2 separate regions of the Homo sapiens genome follow, and region 1 is linked to region 2. The links are chromatin contacts, found by Hi-C or POLR2A ChIA-PET in ENCODE. All regions are on one chromosome and are shown on one strand. The core of a region is the stretch at or near the end of the contact, and the rest is flanking DNA. Distances in the headings are between cores, read along the strand shown.

Evidence for each region. Hi-C counts contacts between places; a loop is a spot of excess contacts on that map. ChIA-PET counts read pairs that join two places held with the same protein, here RNA polymerase II (POLR2A). Pooled maps may share reads with other maps.
Region 1: a loop to region 2 is called in a pooled map, with 2.9 times the contacts of the local background. The contact joins the promoter of NPR2 here to the enhancer-like site in region 2. A Hi-C loop is called at or near these places in 4 of 168 maps with a recorded cell type or tissue (HCT116, heart left ventricle, mesothelial cell of epicardium and 1 more), 2 of 37 single-sample maps with no recorded cell type and 7 of 50 pooled maps. POLR2A ChIA-PET finds 5 or more read pairs at or near these places in 4 of 52 experiments (GM12878, H1, Panc1 and 1 more).

Annotation. Positions count from the first base shown.
Region 1 is chr9:35,786,986-35,792,840 of GRCh38, forward strand. It overlaps NPR2 (natriuretic peptide receptor 2), which reads left to right and starts at 4,606. Exons shown (of 22, transcript NM_003995.4): 1 at 4,606-5,855. The coding sequence starts at 5,424. It also overlaps a transcript of RGP1 not described here.
Region 2 is chr9:35,846,009-35,851,658 of GRCh38, forward strand. It overlaps TMEM8B (transmembrane protein 8B), which reads left to right. Exons shown (of 13, transcript NM_001042590.4): 7 at 1-60; 8 at 250-373; 9 at 461-603; 10 at 809-987. Among named protein-coding and RNA genes, the nearest start is that of TMEM8B, 20 kb to the left of the region's middle. RefSeq lists enhancers at 368-1,243, 2,037-2,176, 2,367-2,436, 2,467-2,586. Within about 2 kb of position 2,268, at least 7 of the 41 ENCODE cell types and tissues checked have a DNase peak (open chromatin) inside an H3K27ac peak, as active enhancers do; they include GM12878, where a contact is called at or near this core.

The DNA of each region.
Region 1 (5,855 bases), core at 3,356-5,855, 57 kb before region 2:
GCTACTCGGGAGGCTGAGGCAAGAGAATGGTATTAACCCGGGAGGCGGAGCTTGCAGTGAGCCGAGAATGAGCCACTGCACTGTAGCCTGGGCGACAGTGTAAGACTCTGTCAAAAAAAAAAATTTTTTTTTTTAAATAATAAATTAAAAAAAATAAAAAAGAAAATATTTTGAACTTACAAAGATGTATATGAATTCAAAGTAAAAACCCTTGACCCTTTAAACAATCACAGCAGCGCCCACCGCTGCCCCCTTTTTTTTTGAGATGGAGACTCACTCTTTCCCCCAGGCTGGAGTGCAGAGGTGCAGTCTCGGCTCACTGCAACCTCCACCTCCCAGATTCAAGCGATTCTCCTACCTCAGCCTCCTGAGTAGCTGGGATTACAGGTGCCTGCCACCACGCCCAGGTAATTTTTGTATTTTTAGTAGAGATGGGGTTTTGCCATGTTGGCCAGGCTGATCTTGAACTCCTTACCTCAGGAGATCTGCCTGCCTTGGCCTCCCAAAGTGCTGGGATTACAGGCATGAGTCACCATGCCTGGCCCACAGCAGCCCTTTGAGGCTGTTGAATATCTGTGAGAAGATGAACTGGATCTTAGATCTACAACCATACTGTGCACTGCTGCGTGGCTGGGAGGGAAGTAGGAGTTGGAGGGGAACTGGAGGTTTGACCTAATTTCAGGATTCTGTCTCTCCCTTATGGGGCTAAAATAAAGAATGCAGAATTTGAGTAAAGTCTCTATTTGCTTTCTATATACTTTGCTACATTTCTTTTTCTACATTACTTTCTCCTTTTCTATTGAGATGTGTTGTGAAGTGTATCTTTCCTGCCTTATTTGATCTACCTTTCTATGGCTGTTCTCTGCCCTCTGTTGGCAGGTTCTCTTGGACCTGTCCGTCTGTGTGCAGGGGACAATTGCATGGAGTCAAAGCCCATTTCTGCTAGTCAGGTCAGCAGAGAAGATATTTTGTTTTCTGGAATTCTGTAGGCCTGGGAGGCATGATCTGGTGTAGAACAAACCTGAGGATCCAGATTCAGCTGCACAAATAGGTTTGTTATAAAACGTTTAATGCTGTCAGTTTGGGGCATCAGAGCCTATCACGAAAATTAGCATGAGCCCGAATCCCATGGTGGTTGCAGAGCTCAACTAGGGTCTTGAGGCACCTTTGGCCTGAGTGTAACCAGGATTAGGATTTCTTTTGAAGAAGGGACAGGGCAGCTTGGAAACCATAGGAGATTCTAGCAGCTGGCCAATTTGATGCTCTGCAGTTTAGTTCTGGATCAGAAATAAGGTGTTTGGGGCCGGGCGTGGTGGCTTACGCCTGTAATCCCAGCACTTTGGGAATCTGAGGCGAGTGGATCACTTGAGGTCAGGAGTTCGAGACCAGCTGGCCAACATGGTGAAACGCTGTCTCTACTAAAAACAAAAATTAGCTGGGCATGGTGGCGGGCGCCTGTAATCCCAGCTACTTGGAAGGCTGAGGCAGGAGAATCACTTGAACCTGGGAGATGGAGGTTGCAGTGAGCCGAGATTGCGCCACTACATTCCAGCCTGAGTAACAGAGTGAGACTCTGTCTCAAAAAAAGAAAAAAAAAAAAAGAAAAAGAAAGAGGGTGTTGATTGACCCTATCCAGAAGAAATTATAGCTGGTATCTGTTTGTGGATTAGAAGAAGGCCATGACAGTGCTACAAAGAGAAAGTTGGACCCTAGCTGGTTGCTGCTTAGGCCAGTAGAATCTAGATTTCCTAGGTTTTCTATGTATTGCAGCATGGTCACCAAATACAGCCAAAATATTATTGCCCATATCAATGACAGCAGTGATAGCTTGGATAGTGGGATATATACATAACCGAAGTTCTCATTTATTTAATATTTTCAGCTTTCCCTCAAACATGAAAAAATAAACACCAAAAGCCTTTCACTGTGTGTTAATAAAAAACCTCATTAGGGGATTTATCTTTTATCTCCCCACTCCTTCCCACTTCCCTTTTGTCTTTTAAATTTTATTTTTAGTTTTTACTTATGTTTTCTTTTCCTTTCTTTCTTTCTTTTTTCTTTTGAGATGGAGTCTTGCTCTGTCGCACAGTGGCGCGATCTCTGCTCACTGCAATGTCCGCCTCCCAGATTCAAGCGGTTTTCCTGCCCCAGCCTCCCAAGTAGCTGGGATTACAGGTGCCCACCACCACGCCCAGCTAATTTTTGTGTTTTTAGTAGAGACGAGATTTCACCTTGTTGGCCAGCCTAGTCTCGAACTCCTGACCTCAAACAATCCTCCTACCTTGGCCTCCTAAAGTGCTGGGATTACAGGCGTGAGCCACTGCACCAGGCTCCTTCCACTTCCTTTTTTTTTTTTTTTTTTTTTGAGACAGGGTCTTGCTGTCACCCAGGCTGCCTCTATCCTCTGGGATCAAGCGATCCCCCCACCTCAGCCTCCCAAGTAGCTGGGACCACAGGTTCGTGCCACCATATCTGATTGATTTGTTTGGTTTTTAATAGAGATTATAGGCATTACAGGCAAGAGCCACCGTGCCTGGCCCCTTCCTACTTTCTAGTTAACTGGCCAACTGGGAGGAAAAGGGAAAGGCAAGATGCTTGAATGTTTAATCCCTAACATAATGAAGAATAGTCCTTAATGTTCAGAATAATGACATATGATGCACTTGTACTTGCGTAGGAGTCTGGGTGACAGTGGTGGCTGATCCTCACTGAGGGCTGCAGGTGTTCCAGAGAGACTTGCCTGGGTTTGGTGGCTATTATATTGTAAGCACAGCTTTCTACAGTAAGTTCCATGAGTCAGCAAAATATCTATAAAGAGCCTCTCCTTGGAGACCATGAAACCTGCATTTTAATCTCTCTTTTGCAACTAAAAAGCCATGTGGGATTGGGGGAGAGGAGCAAGTAAGGACACTGCGACCTTCCTCTCTGGGATTTGGTTTTCAATTATCTTTAAATGAGAGGGCTAAACAATATATTTATATGATCCTCTTAGCCCTGCCATTCTGTAATTCTTTCAGGAATTTTGTCATTTTGGATTTGCTTGTCTCATAAAACAATGTGTAGTTGCTTAAAAATCAACTATTCTATTTGGTTGACTTGGTCTAAAGTATTTCTCATGTTGTCTCGTCATTCTTTTGACTGTTCCTTTTTTTTTTTTTTGCCTTGGCCAGATAGGACAAAATTCCTTTTCACTGCAGTATTGGGAGCCTGGAACTAGAGTTACCAACCCCTCTGCGTTAAAGAAGGAGCTGTCCTGAGGCTTCCATCTCTACTGGGCTTGAGGCAAGAACATTGTTAGGGACGGCCTGCTCTTGGCCTCTGTGCCCCAGGGATTGCAAATGCATGTTCCTCAAAGGTAAGGGCTGTATCATTCGGCTTTCTTTGTATTCACAGGTACAGCTTGTGCTAGGCAGCCGGTGTTCAATAAATATCGTGCCTAAGGATAAAGTGGCATTGTCCTTAATTTCCCCCACCAAACCACTAGGTGTCGCCTTCATCTCAGGGAAACCATGCCCGTCCTCGCCCTATACACTCCCACCCCACTCCAGGGCTCCAGGAGCGCTCTTAGCTTGTGATTTCTGGAGAAATAGCTTGAAGGGGGGAGAGAAACCGTGGCTCTTAGCGCGGGCAGAGAATGGGCTTATGTGCATGTCCTTTATGACAGTTGGAGAAAAATCCCCAAGGTCCCATAGCAGTCCCTCTCAGCCACCATGAGATCATCCCTCACAAGCTGTTCTTGGGGTCAGATTGGCACTCCAGATATGAGGGCCCTAGGGAGAGCTTCCTAAGGGAAGCTGGGAGCAAGGTGGAACCCCAGGAGAGCGTGGATGGGCTTCCACTGCGGGGAGTGTCCCGCCGGTCCGTTACAGGCTTTCCCCAGGCGCCAGCCTGCGCTGTGCAGGAGACAAAAGAAAATCGAGGCCCTGACTGAGCAGATGGTGCGGAGGAAGCCGGGCGGGCTGCGGTGGGCCTCTGAGGACACGAGGAGGGCAGGGGGCATGGAGACAGCGGGGGGCCGAGAGTTGAGTCCCAAGCAAGAAGGAGCCTCGTGGACTTTCTAAGGACTGGTGGGAAGTGTACAGCAGGGGCCCCTGGCTGCTGGAGGGGCCCGTCCAGGGAGCGGGCATGGTCCGCGGTGGAGTAAGCCGCACTGCCGTCGGGAGGGCGCTATGGTTTGCTAGGTGAGGGGGCTGGTGAGGATACCACACGTCTGGGGATCCTCGACTGCTTCCTGGAGACTGGAACCACTGAGGGACTCAGGGAGTTCAGAGGGGAGACCCAAGAAGAACGGGCTGAGCGAGGGGGAGAGGACAAACCCTGGGGTCGCTGGCGTGTGTGAGATGGAAATGGAAGGAGGGGCGGCAGGGGGACCAGGGGCGTGGGGGAGACCAGGGTAGGCCCTGAGAGTGAGGGAGCGCCCGGGAACCCTGCTGGCCGGCGAGGCCTTGGTGCGGAGCCCCCAAGTGCTCACCGGGGTGGGTTTGGGACCTGGCGGTCCCGAGCGCCCGGGTGGGGGGTGGGGGAAGGCAGCCGGCGCCGGAGGGTGGGGCCGGGAGGGAGGAGGAGAGGCAGCGGGGGAGGGGCGGGGGCGGGCGGCCTGCCCGGGGGAGTCGCACTCGGCCGCCGGCGCAGCGAGCGGAGACGGGCCGGGCCGAGGCGACCTGACCCGGACGAGCGGCGCGCGCGGGGCCCAGGCGGGGGGCGGGAGGAAGCGCCGGGCAGCGCCGGCCGCCAGGGCCCAGGAGAAGCGGAGCAGAGAGGAGCGGGGACACGGGCGGGGCCGCCGTAGCTCCGGATGGGACCAGCGCCCGGGCCCGTTAGTCCAAGCAGGAGCTCCGGGAGAATCCTTCACAGGGAGATTTACCCCTGCCTTCCCCTGCCCTCCGGCCCAGGCCTCGCTTCGCTCCCCGCCTGCCCATGATCCCAGTCCTTCCGCGGCGCGGGCACCCTCCCACCTTACCCCCTTGGTCCTATGTGGCGCAGCGCCCTCCTGCCCTCCCGGCCCTTTCAGCTGTGAGGTTCCCCCAGGCCGTTTCTTTGTACCACCCGCCCCCCACCCCCACCCCATCCCAGTCCCAGATCCCCTTTTCCTTCTCAGCTTTAGATTTATCAGGCTTCTTCACCTCGCACTGTCCCCATCCTGGCCGCAGGCCCCCTCGGTCCCTCCCTCCCCCTGCCACCCCGTTCTCAGTCCTCAGTCCTTGCCCTAGGCTGGTAGCCCACTCCTTGCCCGCCCCCCGCCTTCCTCCCATCTCCCCCTCCTCTCCCCGGCCCCCAGCACCTTCTGCATCCCAGCCTACCTAGCCTACTCCTCCTCTTCCTGGCCCTCTTCCCCAGGCTCCAGGCTGGGGGGTGCTCGCGTCTCCCCTGTAGGCCAGAGCAGCCCCAAGTTCTGGGGGCGGTGGGGCTGCTGCTTTATCCCCATGGCGCTGCCATCACTTCTGCTGTTGGTGGCAGCCCTGGCAGGTGGGGTGCGTCCTCCCGGGGCGCGGAACCTGACGCTGGCGGTGGTGCTGCCAGAACACAACCTGAGCTATGCCTGGGCCTGGCCACGGGTGGGACCCGCTGTGGCACTAGCTGTGGAGGCTCTGGGCCGGGCACTGCCCGTGGACCTGCGGTTTGTCAGCTCCGAACTGGAAGGCGCCTGCTCTGAGTACCTGGCACCGCTGAGCGCTGTGGACCTCAAGCTGTACCATGACCCCGACCTGCTGTTAGGTCCCGGTTGCGTGTACCCTGCTGCCTCTGTGGCCCGCTTTGCCTCCCACTGGCGCCTTCCCCTGCTGACTGCGGGTGCTGTGGCCTCTGGTTTTTCGGCTAAGAATGACCATTATCGTACCCTGGTTCGCACTGGCCCC
Region 2 (5,650 bases), core at 1,018-3,517:
GATGCTTGACTCACGAGGTGCCCTTGAGCCTGGGGGATGCAGCAGTGACCTGTTCCAAAGGTGAGGTGAGGAATGGGGGAGGAGAGGAAGCTGCAGTGTGGGGGTGGTGGTGGCGGGCAGAGGTGAAGGTGGGGAGGGATGGAATGGAGGAATGATAGGCTAGGGTTCCGGGAAGTGGGAGCAGGTGGGTGAGGGTTCTTGGGTTCTGACCCCTCCTCCCTCTCACTGACTCCTTCCTTCTCCCTTCAGAGTCCCTGGCCGGCTTCCTCCTCTCTGTCAGTGCCACCACCAGGGTTGCCAGGCTGCGAATCCCATTCCCGCAGACGGGGACCTGGTTCCTGGCCCTCCGCTCCCTGTGCGGGGTGGGGCCTCGGTGAGCGGTGCGGGGCGGGGCCAGGGCTGGGACCGGGACTTGGCGGGGGTGGCCCGGGGCCCCAGGTGACTGCGAGTTTGTGCGCAGGTTCGTGCGGTGCCGCAACGCGACGGCCGAGGTGCGGATGCGCACCTTCCTGTCCCCATGCGTGGACGACTGCGGGCCCTACGGCCAGTGCAAGCTGCTGCGCACACACAATTATCTGTACGCAGCCTGCGAGTGCAAGGCCGGTGAGCAGGCTGGCGAGGGAGCGGGCTGCGGTGGACTGGAGGTGGACCTGCTGGGCCTGTGGGCAGGCGGCGGGAGTAGGGGAGTGCGCAGCCTGAATTGGGGACGGGTTTGGCAGAGCCGGGGTGAGACCACCCTCCACAAGCTGTGGCGTAGGCCCATAGCTGCCGTCTGTTCTCTTCCATTCTGTGCCTTCCCCACCCGCAGGGTGGAGAGGCTGGGGCTGCACCGACAGTGCAGATGCGCTCACCTATGGATTCCAGCTGCTGTCCACACTCCTGCTCTGCCTGAGCAACCTCATGTTTCTGCCACCTGTGGTCCTGGCCATTCGGAGTCGATATGTGCTGGAAGCTGCAGTCTACACCTTCACCATGTTCTTCTCCACGGTATGCGGTGGTGTCTGCATCTTATCACTGGGTGCTTGTGCATGGTGGTGGGTCACAGTCTGTATTTCCACCACGTTCTCCGAGGGTTTGGGAATGTCTGTGCCTTCACTGTGTCTTCTACAGACAGAGACAGCAGTGCTTCCCAAACTGTCATGCATAGATAATGGTCATTTTTGTAAGACACATTGGAGTAAATGAACAAAACTGTTTGCAACTTAATAAAGTAAGTTTGGGCCTCCAGCTGTTCCACACTCTGTCCACCCTGAGGGCTGAGGGGACCTTTACTCAAATCATGGGCCAAGAAACTGGCCTAAAGTATGGATTTGTGTCTGCACAGTCACCATGTTCTCTGTATGGGGGCAGGAAATCTATGCTTTCCCCCACACCTCTGCACACAGTGTCTTCATCTTCACCACATTCTTCCATGATATGAGAGCTAGCTAGCTACTCTGAGCTCCCCTTCTCCGTCGCACTGGGGACCTGCACATCGTTAGCACGTTCGTTCCTGTGGTCTGAAATGGCGTTCCCATTCAGTCACCATGCCACCTTGATTTCTCATGAGAACTTTGGAAAGATAGAGGGGATCTCTCTATTGGGGGATTATAGGACAATCTGACTCTCAGAGTCCTGAGAAGCTTTACAGACTCAACTATGTCCTGAGGCATTGTCGGAAGTGGCAGTGTCATATCACATCCCAGCTCAAAGGAGTGCATTTTGATGAAGATTAATATAGTTTAAAACCCCTCCATTCCCATTGCAGAATTGCCACAATCTCTTTCCTGTGTTTTCCTCACTCCTCCATAATCAGAAAAGTTCATTATAAGCAAGCGTCCAGAAACTATAAGGAAAGGTAGAGAAGTGAGCCTGCTAATGTTACTTAACCCCCAAGTAGACTTTTTACCCCTGAAGTGTCACATCTGGGAATCTTTTCAACTCATCTCTAGGCTCTTGGCACCATGTGACATGCATGTGAGCACTGCAAAAACTCTTAGATGGTTTCAGACTGCTCAGGCCTTGTCAGCAAGGATATCACAGAAAGCAAGACAGGCCTTCCTGGCATCCTGCATTACTAGGTCAGACATATGTCTAAATTAGAAAAATCATAGTTCTCATCTGGGAGAAAGCAGGGGCAAATGTGCTGAAACTGAGGGGCCTGGGTCCTCCTGGAGATTCATCCAGAGATGAGGAAGAAGAGTCTGCAACCATGCTGCAGAGAGAGATCTTGGCCCTTTAAGCTGGGTGAGAAGCATATACCCCAGTTTTGCTTGATTGGCCCCTTTTTAGGCCTGCCCCCACAGTGCCTCATTCTATTTTTATGTTAGACACTGTTTCTCTTTCGTATTGCCAGATGCCCTTTCTACTGTGGCTCACCAAATCCTCCAGCAACAGCTGTTCTACCAGCCCACTCTCGGCTACATGCAGATCGAATGTGATTCATAATTAGTAAGAATACCTAAGTGTGTCAGGAGCCTGAAGCATGTAGGGAGAGCATATTCACTCTCTGGACTTGACACAAGTATCCTGATTGGCTCCAGAGTGTTCAGTGCTAGATGACTCTTCCTTATCTGGATACAGTGGCTGTCAGCCTGAAAAGACCTTCCCTGTAGCAGGAGTACTAGGAGAGCCTCAAGTGCCTGGCACCACATAAAAAGCTCCCGGTTTCTTTCTTTGTTTTTTTTCTTTTTTTTTTTTTTTTTGAGACAGAGTCTTGCTGTGTTGCCCAGGCTGGAGTGCAGTGGCGCGATCTTAGCTCACTGCAACCTCCGCCTCCCAGGTTCAAGCGATTCTCCTGCCTCAGCCTCCTGAGTAGCTGGGACTACAGGCGCATGCCACCACACCTAGCTAATTTTTGTATTTTTAGTAGAGACAGGATTTCACCATGTTGGCCAAGTTGGTCTCGATCTCCTGACCTCGTGAACCACCCACCTTGGCCTCCCAAAGTGCTGGGATTACTGGTGTGAGCCACTGCGCCGGGCCAAAATCTCACATTTTCTTAAATAAGGCAATAAGGAAAAGCTACTGGCTTTGAGTTGTTGCCTAAAGTCCTGCTCTCACTCCTGTTCTTTTCCACATGGGCCAGAACATAAAACTATGTTTTCTGTTTTCCCTGCAGGTTCTCTGTGGTCCCTCCTTGCCATTCGTAGACTTATTTCATTCTGCAGCAGTGTCCATTTAAGGACCCATTGGTCAAATTGCAGTTGTCAGTACTAGGACAGGAGATAACAGTCCTCTTCCTTGTCTTCAAATAATCCAGGACAGTCTACACTTGGGAGTAGTAATCCATTCTTATCTGGAACATAGGAGCAGACAGTAGGTTTATAATTCAGGAGTTTACAGATGTAAAATATGTTTTGAAAAAACAAAAACAGGCCACAAACTTAGCATTTGATTTTTGTATATAGGCAAACAATTCAGATAATGATTACAACAAAATGACATACACTGAATATGTGCTGTTTCAGACACTGCTAATTTAATCCTCACAATAGTACTGTTATAGTTGATACATGCTTTTATTCTTGTCATCCTTTTTTTGTAGATAAGGGAAAGTTAAATATTTTGCCTGAGGTAGAAGGTGAGTATCTACCTTAGAATCTGGGTGAGCCTGACTCCAGATCCCTCACATGTAACAGATGATATTGCTCCCTTTGCACCAGGGCAGTGAGCATGCATTGATATGCTTTTAACCCAACTTCAGTTTCTCTTAAGTCCTGGAGTATGTAGAAAAAGGCATGGCCCCAGTTTAGTAGTTCTCACCAAATTCTTAAAAGATAAGAGCCGATCAAGAGATCTGAAAATACAACTAAGCCAAATATAAGAAACCATCAGGACAAAGATATCAAACATTTTAATTGTGCAACTTGAACCCGTACTGTTCAAACTGTGTATCCATCACAGTGCTCCTTGAATCCTTGTAATTAGATCTCAGAAGACCCAGACAGAGCTGGCATTCTGGGGCTGTGCAGGTGTCCTTGCTGATTGCTGGCATCCTGGCTACAAGCCCACCTTCTCATTACGCCTTATATCCCTCAGACCATCCCAGGTCATTCTCACTGTCTCTTGGCAAAATCCCATAACTGTTTCCAAGAGAAAATGAAAGCAGAAAACAGGAAATAAGGGAGTAACAGCAAGTTCCATTATATTCCAATCTGGGCATGGATTAACTACGTTTGCGTTTATAGTCCACATTCTGCAGTGCCTGGATAGCCCATTTTGGAGCATTAGATGCACTGTTACAAAAATGTAAAATTCCACAGAAAAAAAACCTTGCAGGATAATTTCCCTACATTGCTTCATAAATAATGGCCAAAGCTGAGAAAGTTATCAACTTAGATTAGAATTATATTAATAGAAGTCAGTTTGTAGTCTAATTTTTTTTTCTTAAATTCCCTGATTTTTCTATGTCACTTCTACTTCTTTTTATTGCTGTTGACAAAAGGAATGCCAATCTAAAAATTAGTCCACGGTTTTTAGTGGACTAATTCCCTCACACTACAATTTTAATTTAACTCTACCCCTGTGGATTTTTCACAACCTTAAACAATCTCTTTGACCTTTTAGTATACCTGGAAAATAATTAGTCGTAAAATATTAGTGAAATGATTTCTTCAAATCCTCTCCACTCTAGAGATAATATCTCCATTTTTCTTTATTCTTCTTTTAGTGCAAATTCCTAGGAGAAAGTCAGCCCTCAATTATTCCCCTAGATGTGTCTTCAATGTTTAGTGATTCAGCTTTGCCTTTTTTCTGCTGATATATATCTTCCTTTGTCTGAAATATAGTACAAATCTCTCTCCCAGAAACTTCTGGGTATTTCTTTCTATATACTTGAAAGTGAAGCATATGGAGCCAGTGCTTGGTTAAGGCTGGATGTAAAATTAGTTCTTTAAAATAAAATCCAAGTCATAAAACAGTATTGGGTAATTTAGTGGCCTATAGTACTTATGTCTGGTCTTGGAGGCAAAGAATAATCAATTTCCTATAGCTAAAATAGAAAAAGACCAATATATTGATTTGTTTAGGAACTAAATTAACTCCCAATGAATCAGCACATACAAATAGTTGAAAAATAAACCAGTCTCTTAGGTGTATTCAAACATTAATTACTTAACCATTTTTATTTATTTATTTATTTTTGAGGGTCTCGTTCTGTCACCCAGGGCAGAGTGCAGTGGCATGATCACAGCTCAGTGCAGTCTTGACCTGGGCTCAAGCAATCCTCCCACCTCAGCCCCTTCTGCCCCCCACCCCCGCCAATTCCCTGTTCCCCACCAAGTAGCTGGGACTATAGGCACACGCTACCGTGCCCAGCTAATTTTTGTGTGTTTTGTAGAGATGGGGGTTTCACCATGTCGCCCAGGCTGGTCTTTAACTCCTGGGCTCAAGTGATCTGCCCACCTCATCCTCCCAAAGTGCTGGGATTAACAGGCGTGAGCCACTGCACCCAACCTAAAAAAATTCATTCTAATGTTGATATGGACCTACATGAAAAGTCTGAAAATTTCCCATTGAGAACTCACTTTTTCAATTTAACAGTATATTAAGAGGGAACCATGTCCCCAAAATAACAAGCCCTTTCGAAAGCCTGGAACACCCACTTAAAACATGTTCATCCTTAGGCAGTCTCTTTTTGCAGGAGCAAAATTCTTTACCTCCAAAGTGA